Regions from separate parts of the Homo sapiens genome. Here region 1 is linked to region 2. Evidence: chromatin contacts called from ENCODE Hi-C or POLR2A ChIA-PET data. All regions are on one chromosome and are shown on one strand. Each heading gives the region's core, a stretch centred on a gene start or an enhancer-like site at or near the end of the contact. The rest is flanking DNA. Distances are from core to core; before and after follow the strand shown. Region 1 holds the start of KDM1A (lysine demethylase 1A). Region 2 has its middle 40 kb from the start of ECE1-AS1.

Region 1 (6,650 bases), core at 4,007-6,506, 1.7 Mb before region 2:
TTCTGCCATTTCATGGCCTAGCTCAAGGCCACCATTCCTAAAGGAGTATGGTGTTCGTGAAGTTCCAACCCAATTTACCAATTTAAAACCTTAAATATTTTGCCATAATTTTAGCATACACATGCCCAAAAGTGAATTTATTCTGAAACTAATGAAACTGAAGCTTCAGGGACACTCAATTACATGAACTCCTTCCAATACCCTAAACATAATTTTAATTATGTAATGATATAATTTTGTTAAAGTACAGTCCTCAAAACTGGATAAGCTCCCAAGTCATAAAATACATGCACTTTTTTCCTTGCATACACTGAAGAACTACTGAAGCATGGCCTATCTATACTGGCCTCAGCTTGCTTTTTATTCCTTAAATGGATACTCTATCCTCTAAAGTCTGTTTCCTCTGGATCCCAAGACTGGATAGTTGCTAGCTTCCTAGTAGTTGCTGCCCCAAACAAACACATAACTAATTTTTTTCCTGAAAGTTTAAGAGCTAATTACAATGGGGGATTAAAAAACAGGGTAAGTAAGATGAGTTAAAATAAACACAGGAGAATTACAAAGAAAAAAATCTTGGTTGGGTGAGGTGGCTCATGTCTGTAATCTCAGCCCTTTGGGAGGCTGAGGCAGGAGGAATGATTGAGCCCAGAAGTTCGAGGCCAGCTGGGGCAACACAGGGAGAAGCCATTTCTACAAAAAATAAAAAATTAGCCAGGCATGGTTGTGTACAGCTGTAGTCCCAGCTACTCAGGAGGCTGAGATAAGAGCATCACTTGAGCCTGGGAGGTTGAGGCTGCAGTGAGCTATGATTGAGCCACTGCACTCCAGCATGGGTGACAGAGTGAGAACCTGCCTCCAAAAAATTAATCAGTTAGCTAAAAAAAGAAATCTTTCTTGTAGGAGATAGCTTAAAAAATAACAGTAAAATCTAATAGTGTGCCCCAAACTTACAATCTGCAGATTCAACACAATCACAATCAGAATCCCAGCAGCCCTTTTTGCAGAAACTGACAAGCTGGTCCTAAAATTCATATGGAAATGCAAAGCATTCAGAACAGCCAAAATAATCTTGCAAAAGAAGAACAAAGTTGAGGAACACTTCCTAATTTCAAAATTTATTATGAAACTAAAGTAATCAGGATAGTGTGGTACTGGAATGGACGGAAATATATAATAGATCAATGGAATAGAGTTGAGAGTCCAGAAATAAACTCTTAGATTTATAGTTAATCAATGAGGGTGCCAACTATTCGCTGAGAGAAAGAATAGTCTTCAATAAACTGTGCTGGGACAACATGCAAAATAATGAAACTGAACCCCTACCTCACACCATATACAAAAATTAACTGAGAAAAGATCATCGACATAAATGCAAGAGCTAAAACTAAAAAACTCTTAGAAGAAAACATAGGAGTAAATCCTCGTGACATTGGATAAGGCAATGGTTTATTAGATATAACACCAGAAGTAAAGGGAGCAAAAGAATAAATTGGATCTCATCAAAATCACAAATTTCCGTAACCAGAATATGTAAAGAACTCTTACTAGAAAATGATGAAGACAACTCAATTTTTAAAAATGAGCCAAGGATTTGAATAGTCATTTCAACAAAAATATAAAAATGGCTAATAAACACATGAAAAGATGCCCAACATCATTAGTCATTAGGGAACTGCATATCAAAACCACAATGAGATACCACTTTACCCCCAATAGGATGGCTACAGTAAAAGACAAACAATATTAAATGTCAAGAAGGATATGGAGGCTCAACAAGGTGGCTCCACCTGTAATCCCAGCACTTTGGGAGGCCGATGTGGGTGGATGGCTTGAGGCCAGGAGTTTAAGACCATCCTGGCCAACATGGTGAAACCCTGTCTCTACTAAAAATACAAAAACTGGCCAGAGGTGGTGGCAGGTGCCTGTAATCCCAGCTACTCGGCTGGCTAAGGCAGGAGAATCGCTTGAACCCAGGAGGAGGAGGCTGTAGTAAGCCGAGATCACATCACTGCACTCCAGCCTGGGTGGTGACAGAGAGAGACTGTCTCAGCAAAAAAAAAAAAAAAAAAAAAAAAGAAGAAGAAGGCCAGGCGCAGTGGCTCATGCCTGTAATCCCAGCACTTTGGGAGGCCGAGGTGGGCAGATCACCTTGAGGTCAGGAGTTTGAAACAGCCTGACCAACATGGAGAAACCCCATCTCTACTAAAAACACAATACAAAGTTAGCCGGGCATGGTGGTGCATGCCTATAATCCCAGCTACTCGGGAGGCTGAGGCAGGAGAATCACTTGAACCTTGGAGGCGGATGTTGCAGTGAGCCGAGGTCATGCCACTGCACTCCAGCCTGGGCAACAAAAGCGAAACCCCATCTCAAAAACAACAACAACAAAAAAAAAAAAACGAAGAAGAACATTGGAGAAACTGGAACCCTCATATATTTACTAATGGGAATGTAAAATGGTGCAGCTGCTATGGGAAACTGTTTGGCTATACCTCAAAAGTAAAACCTAGAATTAACATAAAACCCAGGAATTCCTAGGCCCACACCCAAAGAGAACTGAAAACATATTCACAAAATAAACTGTACATTAATGTTCACAGCAGCATTATGTAAAATAGCCAAGACTTGGAAACAAACCCCAATGTGCGTCAAATGATGAATGGGTAAACCAAATTTGGTATATCCATACAATGGAATATTATTCAGCCATAAAGAGTTATCAAGTACTGAATGAAAGCACTACAACGTGAATGAACCCTGAAAACATGCTAAAGCCAAATACAAAAGGCTACATAAGATTTTATATAAAATGTTCAGAATAGACAAATCCATAGACAAAGAGTAGATTAGTGGTTGCCAGGGACTGGGGGTAGGGAGGACTGGGGAGTGACTGCTAATGATACAGATGTCTTTGGGGATGATGAAAAGGTTCTAAAATCAATTGTGGTGTTGGCTGTACAATCTTGTAAATATGCTAAAAACCACTGAATCATACATTTTAAAATGGTGAATATTATTATACATGCATTATCCCAATAAGCCTGTTTTTTTGTTTGCTTTTAGACAGTTTCGCTCTTGTTGCCCAGGCTGAAGTGCAGTGGCACGATCTGGGCTCACTGCAACCTCTGCCTCCCGGGTTCAAGCAATTCTCCCTAACTCAGCCTCCGGAGTAGCTGGGATTACAGGCGCCCGCCACCACGCCCGGCTAATTTTTTGTATTTTTAGTAGAGACGGGGGTTTCATCATGTTGGCCAGGCTGGTCTCGAACTCCTGACCACAGGTGATCCACCCGCCTTGGCCTCCCAAAGTGCAGGGATTACAGGAGTGAGCCACTGTGCCCAGCCAATAAATCTGTTTTTAAAAACATCTTATACGTGGCTTCTGGCCACCTGTCTATTGAAATCGTAAAATAACACTCTTGACTTCTGCCCTTTATTTCATTTCTGAGGGCTGGTGTCACCAACCTCTGTGCTTTTCTAACCCATGCTTTGGTAAAAGCTCCAGAAAGTCTTGCCTCCAAAACGGTCTTTCATCCAGCACTGGTTATACTTTAGAGAGTTGGCTCAAGTAGGCAGATAAATATGAGAGCTCTCAGACTGGGTAATACTCATCTCAAGAAGCTCCCCATACACACTGACTTGGTATTCCCACTTAAAAATTATGTAGACAATTTTTTCAGGCATAAATTATATAATCTGCAAATTTTTATTTAAATGTTGACTACACGCACATATATATCCAGGTTGTTTTTTCCAACTAGACCGACCATTAAATCTCCAGAAAAGGCCCAAGTCTAAAGTCTGCGCCCTAATACTGCCCCAGTGCCCTGCACACAGTGTCCCATGTGGTCCTTTGTTTCAAGGGCTGATGATACCCTGTAACAACATGAATGTGGGAATTACATTCCACTTCCATCACTTATTTAGCTTTGTGACTTTAGGCAAGTTGCTTAAATTGTGTGCCTCAGTTTACTCATTCCTAAAATAGGGCTAGCAATACCTGCCCGTTGATATTTAACAACAACAAAAAAAAGTAATGTTGGTGACACGCTGAATATAGCATCTAGGACACAGACATTTGAGGCAGTCACTGTCTGTATATACTGTTTGGAGTCAAATCTTTTCTTCCCATATATTTGCATTTTGACTATTATTTGCTCTCTCAATCAGCAGCTTCCTCATCTGCAAAATTCTGCGCCAAAAGATCGCTGAGAGGATTTTAAAAAAGAAAAAAAAAAAGACTAGAACTCCTACCACACAGCAGGGTTTTGCTCAAACAAAAACAAAAGCAAAAACGACCCTTTCTTTTCATCTCCCCGGCTAAGGCGATTTCTTCAGCATCAACCTACAGCCCCCTCGTGCACCCAGCTGAAACGCCATCAATATCGCCCAACAGCTTCCAGACCTATCTGTGAACAAACAAGTGAGGTCTCCAAGAACGCCAACCGTAACCCCACGTCAGGGAGCCATTTTCCAGTCAAGAAAATGAAAAGGTGTGCAAGAAAGACCTAAGGAATAAAATACCCCTCCCAGCAATCATCGATGCCCCTTCCCACGTCGCTCGGGACCCAGCACAAAGACCGCAGTCAACACCGGCAAAGACTTTTCCTTTCTCACCCCACCCGTCCAGCTAGAGGGGACGTGGCGTGCGCAGCGATACAAGGGGAGGTCTGAGTGGTCGCAGGGCCCAAGACCCGGCGGCGGCGGGGGAGGGCGGAGAAGCCTCGGGGAAGCTCGGCACCAGGCGGTGTCGTTTGAGGGAAGGGTCGAGCCTTACCTTCGCCCGCTTGCGCCGGCTGGTCCGACGCCCCTCCGGAGTCTCTGCTATTCCAGTTTCCATGGGGGTCGCAGACCCAGGCACGACAGTAGGGCCGGCCTGAGGCCCTGCGGACCCCGGCGGTTCCGCCAGGCCCCCGGGGGGCGAGGCCCGCGGAGGCTCTTTCTTGCGGGGTGTGCGCTCCCCCACCGCCCCCGGCCCGACCTCGGCTGGGCCCGACAGGCCCGCGGGCTGCGCGGCCACCTCAGACCCGTTCTCGGAGCCGCCTGCTGTCCCAGGGCCAGCCTCCGTCCCGGTTGCTGCCGCTGCAGCCGCCGCCGCCGCGGCTGCCGCCTTCTTCCCAGATAACATCTCGGGCCGCCGGGCCGCCGACGGCCGTAGGGGCCGCTCGCTCTGTCGCTCCGTGGGTCCGAAAAGCCTTGCCTCGCCTCGCTTCACGCTGCCCGCGCGCCGCCAACCGCCGTCGCGTACGCACGCGCCAAGCGCGCTCCCGCCGCGCCGGGACAAAAAGGGTCGGAGACACCCACGAGCCCCGCCCCTCCCCCGCAGCCATAGAGCGGCGTTCTCGCGGCTAGAGTGGCACCGCAGCAAAGAACGTGTAGCTTGCCTAGAGCGTCTCCCCGGCGTTTGGAGTGGGACCTGGCACAGTCCGTGGTCTTAGGGCTTCTGGGCCAGACTAAACCTCCGAAGGTGACCATTTCCTCCAGGGACTTTCGGGTTTGCATGCGTGCGTTCGTTCATTCACTCACCCAATTATTCGTTAATTCAACCAGTATTTATTAATGCTTGCCTACTACGTAACAAGGGTTACATTATGAAGTTCTAGCTTTCAAAGAACTTACAGTCTAATGGGGGAAAACACTGAAATATGTTGGTAGAGCGTCTTACTTATTCATAATTGCCCTGCTTGGACTGGGCAAAAAACTTGGAGAGCACAGCAGTTTCGATGGTAGTAAAATGGAGACAAGTTACGAAATCCAGGTTTGAGTCCAGACGGAATTGCTCTTGTCTCCAAGCCTTTGTTCATGCTTTTCCTTCTGGCTGGACCCCAACCTCATTCGCACTCCATGTCTTGCGCTTCTCCCATCCCCCATGTCCCCCATCCCCCATGTCCCCCATCCTTCATGTCCCCCATCCCCATCCACATAACACCTCTTTCTACTCCAGGTTAATTCTTTCTAATAATGATAGTAGCGGTTTATTCTTTTAATTTTTCGAGGAATCCCTTGCTAACCCAAAACTGGAACAGGTCGTGTACTTTTAGCATGCGTGTACTTATTACACAAACAATTGTCTTTTTAATAGTCTGTCTCTTCGAAGTGAAATTGTCAAAAAATTATTCCATTTACATGAAGTTCAAGAACTGGTAAAACTAATCTCCAGTAATAGGCTCCAATCAGCCCTTGCCTGAGATGGGGGTCGGGGGTTGACTGCAAAAGAACAAGAAAGAACTTGCTGGGGGTGATGGAAATGTTTTATATCTTGATTAGGGTGATGGTTACATAGGTGTATATATTTGTCAAAACTCTATGAACTATCCATGTAAAACAGGTATGTTTTATGTAACTGTAGTACTTCAGTAAAGTTGTTTTTTGTAAAAAACTAAGCAAACAGACAAAAAGGCAATCAAATGTAGAAAGGAAAAAAAGTAAAAGCTATGCAAGAAAGAAAATGTATCCGAGTGGCGTGGCACGCACTTGTAGTACCAGCTGCTCGAGAGACTGAGGTGGGAGAATCACTTGAGCCTAGGAGTTCATTCAAGTCCAGCCTGAGCAACATAGTGAAACTGCGTTTCTAAAAAAAAAGAGAAAAGAAAAAGAAAGAAAATATAATCATAGTACAACATATGGCTCAGCTGTGAACTGTATTAACAT
Region 2 (6,556 bases), core at 761-3,260:
GACGGAGTCTCGCTTTGTCCCCCACACTGGAGTCTCGCTCTGTCGCCCAAGCTGGAGTGCAGTGGCGCGATCTCGGCTCACTGCAAGCTCCACCTTTTGGGTTCACGCCATTCTCCTGCCTCAGCCTCCTGAGTAGCTGGGACTACAGGTGCCCGCCACCACGCTTGGCTAATTTTTTGTATTTTTAGTTGAGACAGGGTTTCACTGTGTTAGCCAGGATGGTCTCAATCTCCTGACCTCGTGATCCGCCCACCTCGGCCTCCGAAAGTGCTGGGATTACTACAGGTGTGAGCCACCGCGCCCGGCCACAGCCGACTAATTTTTTGTATTTTTAGTAGAGACGGGGTTTCACCATGTTGGCCAGCCTGGTCTCGAACTCCTGACCTCAGGTGATCTGCCCACCTCGTCCTCCCAAAGTGCTGGGATTACAGGTGTGAGCCACCACGCCCGGCCTCAGTGAATGTTTTTTGTTGTTTTGGTTTTGAGACAGGGTCTCTCACTCTGTCACCCAGGCTGGAGTACAGTGGCATGAACACAGCTCACTGCAGCCTTGAACTTATGGGCTCAAGTGATCTTCCCACCTCAGCCTCCTGAGTAGCTGGTACCACAGGTGCACCACTACACCCAGCTAATTTTCTGATATTTTTTTGTAGAGACAAGGTCTCACTAGTTGCCAAGGCTGGTATTGAACTCCTGGGCTCAAGTGATTCATCCACCTTAGCCTTCCATGGTGCTGGGATTACAGGTATGAGACACTGCCTGTCTCAAGTGTTTTTTGAAAGAAGGAAGAAATTTGAGTCCTTTCTTTGTCTTAATGCCCCAGATTCACTCTGTAGCCCTGCCCCTGCCCCCAGGGCCTGGCAGTTCTGGGCTGGCACTCTGCCCAGACCCTGGGCTTTGGGCTTCGCCTGCTGTTCTGCAGGGTAGGGAAGGGCCTCCCTCCCTGGAGACCCACTGATTGGCTGTGTGACCTCAGGCAAGTCCCTTCCCCTCCATAGTCCTCACTTTCCCCTTCCGTCAAGCACTGGGTGGGTCGAAGCTTCCCAGCTCCCTGTGTCTGTGGTCTCCCTCATTTGGGAGCCTTTGCTCCTGGTGTTTGGTGCCTCTTCACCCCCAGGGTCTCACCCACCCCAGGCAGGAGCTCAGCTGGCCTGTAGCTTGCAGAAGGACCATTTGGGAAAGCTGGTGGGCCCTTCATTCTTGGTACCCGCCCTAAGAGCCTCACTGCGACTCTGTCCACCCTGGGTGAGAGCCCTCCAGAGTAGGCCCCCAGCCGTGAGAGCCCCCCACCCACTGAGGCTTGGCATCAGGTCGCCCTCGGTCTGAACCCTGCTATTCCCTGGCTCTGGGACTTTGGGCGGCTCAATCCACCTCTCAGGGCTGCAGCGTCCTCATCTTCAGGGTTGTGAGCACCCAAGGAGGCCCTGCCTCATTGTGGGGACAGAAGAGAATGGAGCAGTCACATGCCTGCCCCTAAGGAGCTGCACTCTAGGGGAGGAAGCTGGAGACCAAACAGGCAAAGCCACCCACCAGAAGGATCGCTCCGAGAGAAGAAAGGAGACAAAACAGGGCGATGTGGTGGAGAGTGGCTGTGAGGGGAGGGGGCCGCTCTAGAGGAGCGGCCAGGAAAGGAGGTGATGTCTGAGCTGGGACATGAAGGTTGAGGAGGGGGCAGCCGGGCAAAGACGGGGGCGGGGGAGATGAGAGTTCCCGGCTGCCGGAACAGCAAGTTTGGCACATGTAGGGGGTGAACGCTGGTGTGGCCGGGCAGAGGCAGTGGAGGGTGGAGGGAAGGCTAGGGAGAGGTGGGCCTGGAGGGGCAAGCCATGGACAGCCTTGTCTGTGGGGCAGGGGTCAGCATTTCGTTCTAATAGTGGTGGGAAGCCACTGGAGGACCCCACGTTGAGGGGCGACTGGGCTTGGTTTCTGTTTGGAAAGACCTTGGCTGCTGTGTAGAGCATGGACTGTAGGGGGCAGGAGGGAGGCAGGAGCGCGGGCCTCAGGATATTCGTCTGTCCTGAGGCTGAGGAGGCGTAGGTTTCTGCAGGATCTGGGATTTTGGCTGCTACTTCAGGGATGGGAGAGAGGTAGCCAGGCATCCCAGATGCTTCGAGACCTTGCTGGCAGCAGAGCACAGTGGGCAAAAGTTACCTGTGGAGCCAGACAGACCTGTCTGAACCTCCACTTCAACTCAGCCTTCCGGGGTGGGCTTGGGATTCTCCCAGAGTGACCAGTTCCCACCGTCCCAGCCCCTGGGGACCCAGAGAAACAGAGCCAGAGGGCATTGAGCTGGAGCCTGCCTCCCTCGCTTCCGCACACCCTGCCGAGAAGTGAGGGCATAGGAAGTGATGGCCGCAAGGGGATGCCCAGCCCCTCTGCTCCAGGGCTGCTGTTCACACGGCCACGCTGGAGGGAATCCTGTGGCTTTGTGGTTCCTTGTTTCCTGGGCTGGTCTGGTGGAAGATGGCCATGAGAAAGCGGCACTTCATCTTCCTTCGCCCCTGAGTGTTCAGTGGGTGGTTACTCGGCATCCTGTTGGGCTTCCGGTGTGGTGGCTGGGAGCCAGAGAGAGGAGGGCATGAGAGCTCACAGAGTCACAGGAGGTGGGACTTGGAGGTCATCTAGGCCAACTTCCTCATAGGGCAGACCAAGGCTCACAAAGGGAAAGAGACTTACCTGAGGCTATACAGCAGGTTAGAGGCAGGACTTAGACCCTGATTCTAGACTCCTCATCCAGCACTCTTTCTAGATAAGATGGAGGTATGGAGGTTTTGGAGCCAGACAGATGTGGGTTGTAGTCCCAGCTCTGTCACTTAGTCCCAGCTGGGTGACCTTTGGTGAGTGACCATCTCTGAGCCTCGGTTTTCTCCTCTATGAAATGGGATGATGGTAGCACCTTTCTCATAGTGGTGTTGTGAAAAGTGGTTGATAATTTATGACAGGTTGTAAAGCTCACAGGACGGTGCACGGAGTTGGCCCTTGGGAGGTGGGAGCTGTTATTACCTTTGTGGCTCCGTCATTTTTTTTTTTTTGAGACGGAGTCTCGCTCTGTTGCCCAGATTGGAGTGCAGTGGCACGATCTCAGCTCACTACAACCTCCACCTCCTGGGTTTAAGCAATTCTCCTGCCTCAGCCTCCCAAGTAGTTGGGATTACAGGCAGGTGCCACCATGCCTGGCTAACTTTTGTATTTTTTAGTAGAGACGGGGTTTCACCATGTTGGCCAGGCTGGTCTCGAACTCCTGACCTCAAGTAATTTGCCTGCCTCGGCCTCCCAAAGAAGTTGGGATTATGGGCGTGAGCCACTGCGCCCAGCCCGTGGCTCTGTCATCCTAACCTCCTGAAGCACCGGAAAGAATGGCTGCGTGCTGGCCCTCACATATGCTGTTTTCTGATGAACGCGGTTAGGGAGGGAAGATGAGAATGGGCCATGGTTGGCCCATCTCTCTGCTACTTATTTTATTTCCCCACTATATTTGAGAGACTCCTTAGCCAGGCCACACTACTACCCACCCACCCCCCCGCCCCCCCCACGGCTCTGGTGGGCTGGAGCTGTGCTGTCTGCCTTCAGCCCAAATAGGGGTGGGGGAGGCGGAGGCACTAAGTGCAGGTCCCGGGTGAAAAACTGGGCAGCTCCCCCCACCTTCTGCATCAGATCCCTACCACGCACCACCAATACCTGTTTGTTCAGTGTGACCTAGTGGTTAAGACCAAGGGCCATGGGATCAACTTGAGCTTGAACCCTGGATCTGCCATTGAATTGTCACCAAGGACTTTTAGCAGGCGTGTCTTCCTCTCTGAGCCTTGGATTTCCCATCTGTGAAGTGAGGATAAGTCCCTCCCAGGAAGACTGCAAATATTCAGTGAGAGGAGCAGCACTCAGAGCATGCATGGTGCATATCTGGTGCTAGACTCCAAGAATTGGATGGCACTAATATTGTAACAGTGTTGACACATGTCCCAATTGTTTCTCTTTCCATAGCTGTTCTTAGAAACTTACTTCACCATCCGCCCACCCCACCCCCATCCTGTGTTCCCGCAGCCCCCTTCCCTCTAACTCCTCGCCTGACTGACTTCTCTCAGGGTCACCTTGGACTGAAATCTTTCTCCCCCTCCCCTCCCCTCCCCTCCCCTCCCCTCCCCTCCCCTCCCCTCCCTCACCTCCTCTCCCCTCTCCTCCCCTCTCCTCCTGTCTCCTCCGCTCTCCTCCTGTTTCCTCCCCTCCCCTTCCCTCCCCTCTCTCTCCTATCTCTCTCCCCCCCTCCTCCCCCCTCCCCCTGGACTAACACAGATCAAGAGTTCAAGCTCTGGCCCAGCCTGCCTGGGTTTGAATCCCAGCTCTGCCATTTACTGGAGCAGCCTCAGGCAAAGTACTTAATTCTTAGCCTCTATTTCTGCATAAGTAAAATGGGAATAAGGATAGTGCCAAGCTTAGAGAGTTGTTTAAATAAGCGACGAGATTCTTGTAAAGTGCCAGGATCAGTGCCTGCAGTACACTAAGTGCCTAATAAATGTCACCTGATTTATTACTAGGCAGGGTTCTGATGGAGCAGAGCCCCTGCCTTTTCACCTCTGCGTTCCCAGTGTCTGGCAGGGATGGGACTGGAAGGGATGCAGGCTCTCTAGGGGTTTGTACTATGGCATTGGAGAGTTGCCTTCCCAGTGAAGCAGGCCTCTCCAGAAAGGGGAAGGGACTCGGGCCACATCTTAAGCATGTCTGTCTGGCAGATATTTCCCACAACCCTGCTGCACACCACTGGGTGCTGAGGATGGGGTGGGGGAGGGTGCAGTAAGGCTGCCCTTAGTGAGCTCAAGTCCACGGAGGAAAGTGGGACAAAACGGCCCTGATACTATCAGAGAATGACCAGCCCAGGGCTGGCAGGTTGCTTCTGAGGAGGCTCCTGGGAGTGGTGATGTTTGATGTTTCCTTGTGGGAGTGACATAGTAGTAACTTCTGTCTGCATTAGGGCTTTATTCAGTAATCCTCCATTCTTTCCTGCCCGCGGTGTTTTACTAGTCTTAGCAGTAATAATAATAGCGTTTCTTGAGTGTTTGCTGTGTGCCAGGTACAGCACTAAATATTTTATGTTATAAATTTACTTAATCTTCACATCAACCCTGTGAGGTACTTATTATTGTTATTCCTGTTTTGTAGGTGGGAAAACTGAGGGACAGAGAGGTAATGTATCTCTCCTCTCAGTCAGTAATTGGCAGAGCTAGAGTGGAACCTGGGCAGTTTTGGCTACAGAGTCTATGCTTTTTTTTTTCTTTTTTTTAGCGAAGTCTCACTCTGCCTGTCACCCTGGCTGGAATGCAATGGCACCATCGTGCATCATGGCTCACTGCAACCTCAACCTCCCAGACTCAAGCGATCCTCCCACCTCAGCCTCTCGAGTAACTGAGACTACAAGCGTGCACCACCATACCCGGCTAAGTTTTTATTTTTTAATTTTTTAATTTTTTTGAGACAGAGTCTCACTCTGTCGCCAGTCTGGAGTGCAGTGGCATGATCTCGGCTCATTGCAATTGTCACCTCCTGGGTTCAAGCGATTCCTCTGCCTCAGCCTCCTGAGTAGCTGGGACTACAGGCGCTGCACCACCACGCCCGGCTAATTTTTGGATTTTTAGTAGAGATGGGGTTTCACCATGTTGGCCAGGGTCGTCTCGATCTCCTGACCTCAAGTGATCCACCCGCCTCGGCCTCCCAAAGTGCTGGGATTACAGGCATGAGCCACCGTGCCTGGCCTAATTTTTTTGTAGAGACAGGGTTTGCTATGTTGCCTAGGCTGGTCTCAAACTTCGGGCTCAAGCGATCGTCCTGCCTCGGACCCCCAAAGTTTGGGATGACAGGCGTGAACCACCACCCCTGGCTGAATCCAACTTGTGCTTCCTCCATAACTGACTTCTACCCAGCTGGTCGTAGTCCTTATGATCAGCCAGTCTCATGGACTCTGAGTGCCTCACCTTCCATGAGAGTCCTTTGCAGCCAGCAAAGGGAAGAAATTAATCTTAGGTCTTCCTGTACAGCCTGTGTTCAGCATCAGCTCAGGGGTGAGCGGATAGGGACCTTCAAGGAAGGGGGTGTGGAAGTTTAAGACCCAGAAAGGAAAGGACCTGAGTCAGGGGGAGGAAGAAGGATTAGCCTAGGAAGCATTTAATGGGGAGAGAAAGGAAACTCAGAAGGCTGAAAAAGTTGGCATTCAAACTGAAGCAACATTTGCTGAGTACGTTTCCTGTGCCAGGCATGGCAGTGTCTGTGCCTTCCAGGAGCTCCCAGGCCTGTGGGAGAGATAGATAAATTAGCAGGTAAATTGCTGAATAGTATTTGGTGAGGTCAGCTAGGGGCGGTAGCTCACACCTGTAATCCCAGAACTTTGGGAGGCTGCGATGGGTGGGTCACTTGAGGCCAGGAGTTCGAGACCAGTCTGGGCAACATGACAAAACCCCATCTCTACAAAAAATACGAAACAATTAGCTGGGCATGGTGGCACGTGCCTTTGGTCCCAGCTACTCAGGAGGCTGAGAATCACTTGAACCCGGGAGGCAGAGGTTGCAGT

Evidence for each region. Hi-C counts contacts between places; a loop is a spot of excess contacts on that map. ChIA-PET counts read pairs that join two places held with the same protein, here RNA polymerase II (POLR2A). Pooled maps may share reads with other maps.
Region 1: a pooled map shows a loop between it and region 2 (4-fold over the local background). The contact joins the promoter of KDM1A here to the enhancer-like site in region 2. A Hi-C loop is called at or near these places in 1 of 168 maps with a recorded cell type or tissue (CD8-positive, alpha-beta T cell) and 2 of 50 pooled maps. POLR2A ChIA-PET finds 5 or more read pairs at or near these places in 1 of 52 experiments (GM12878).

Annotation. Positions count from the first base shown.
Region 1 is chr1:23,018,074-23,024,723 of GRCh38, reverse strand. It overlaps KDM1A (lysine demethylase 1A), which reads right to left and starts at 5,256. Exons shown (of 21, transcript NM_001009999.3): 1 at 4,777-5,256. The coding sequence starts at 5,127. RefSeq lists enhancers at 4,079-4,764, 4,765-5,452 and a silencer at 4,940-5,009.
Region 2 is chr1:21,330,310-21,336,865 of GRCh38, reverse strand. It overlaps a transcript of ECE1 not described here. Among named protein-coding and RNA genes, the nearest start is that of ECE1-AS1, 40 kb to the right of the region's middle. RefSeq lists an enhancer at 2,271-2,490. Within about 2 kb of position 2,010, at least 39 of the 41 ENCODE cell types and tissues checked have a DNase peak (open chromatin) inside an H3K27ac peak, as active enhancers do; they include CD8-positive, alpha-beta T cell and GM12878, where a contact is called at or near this core.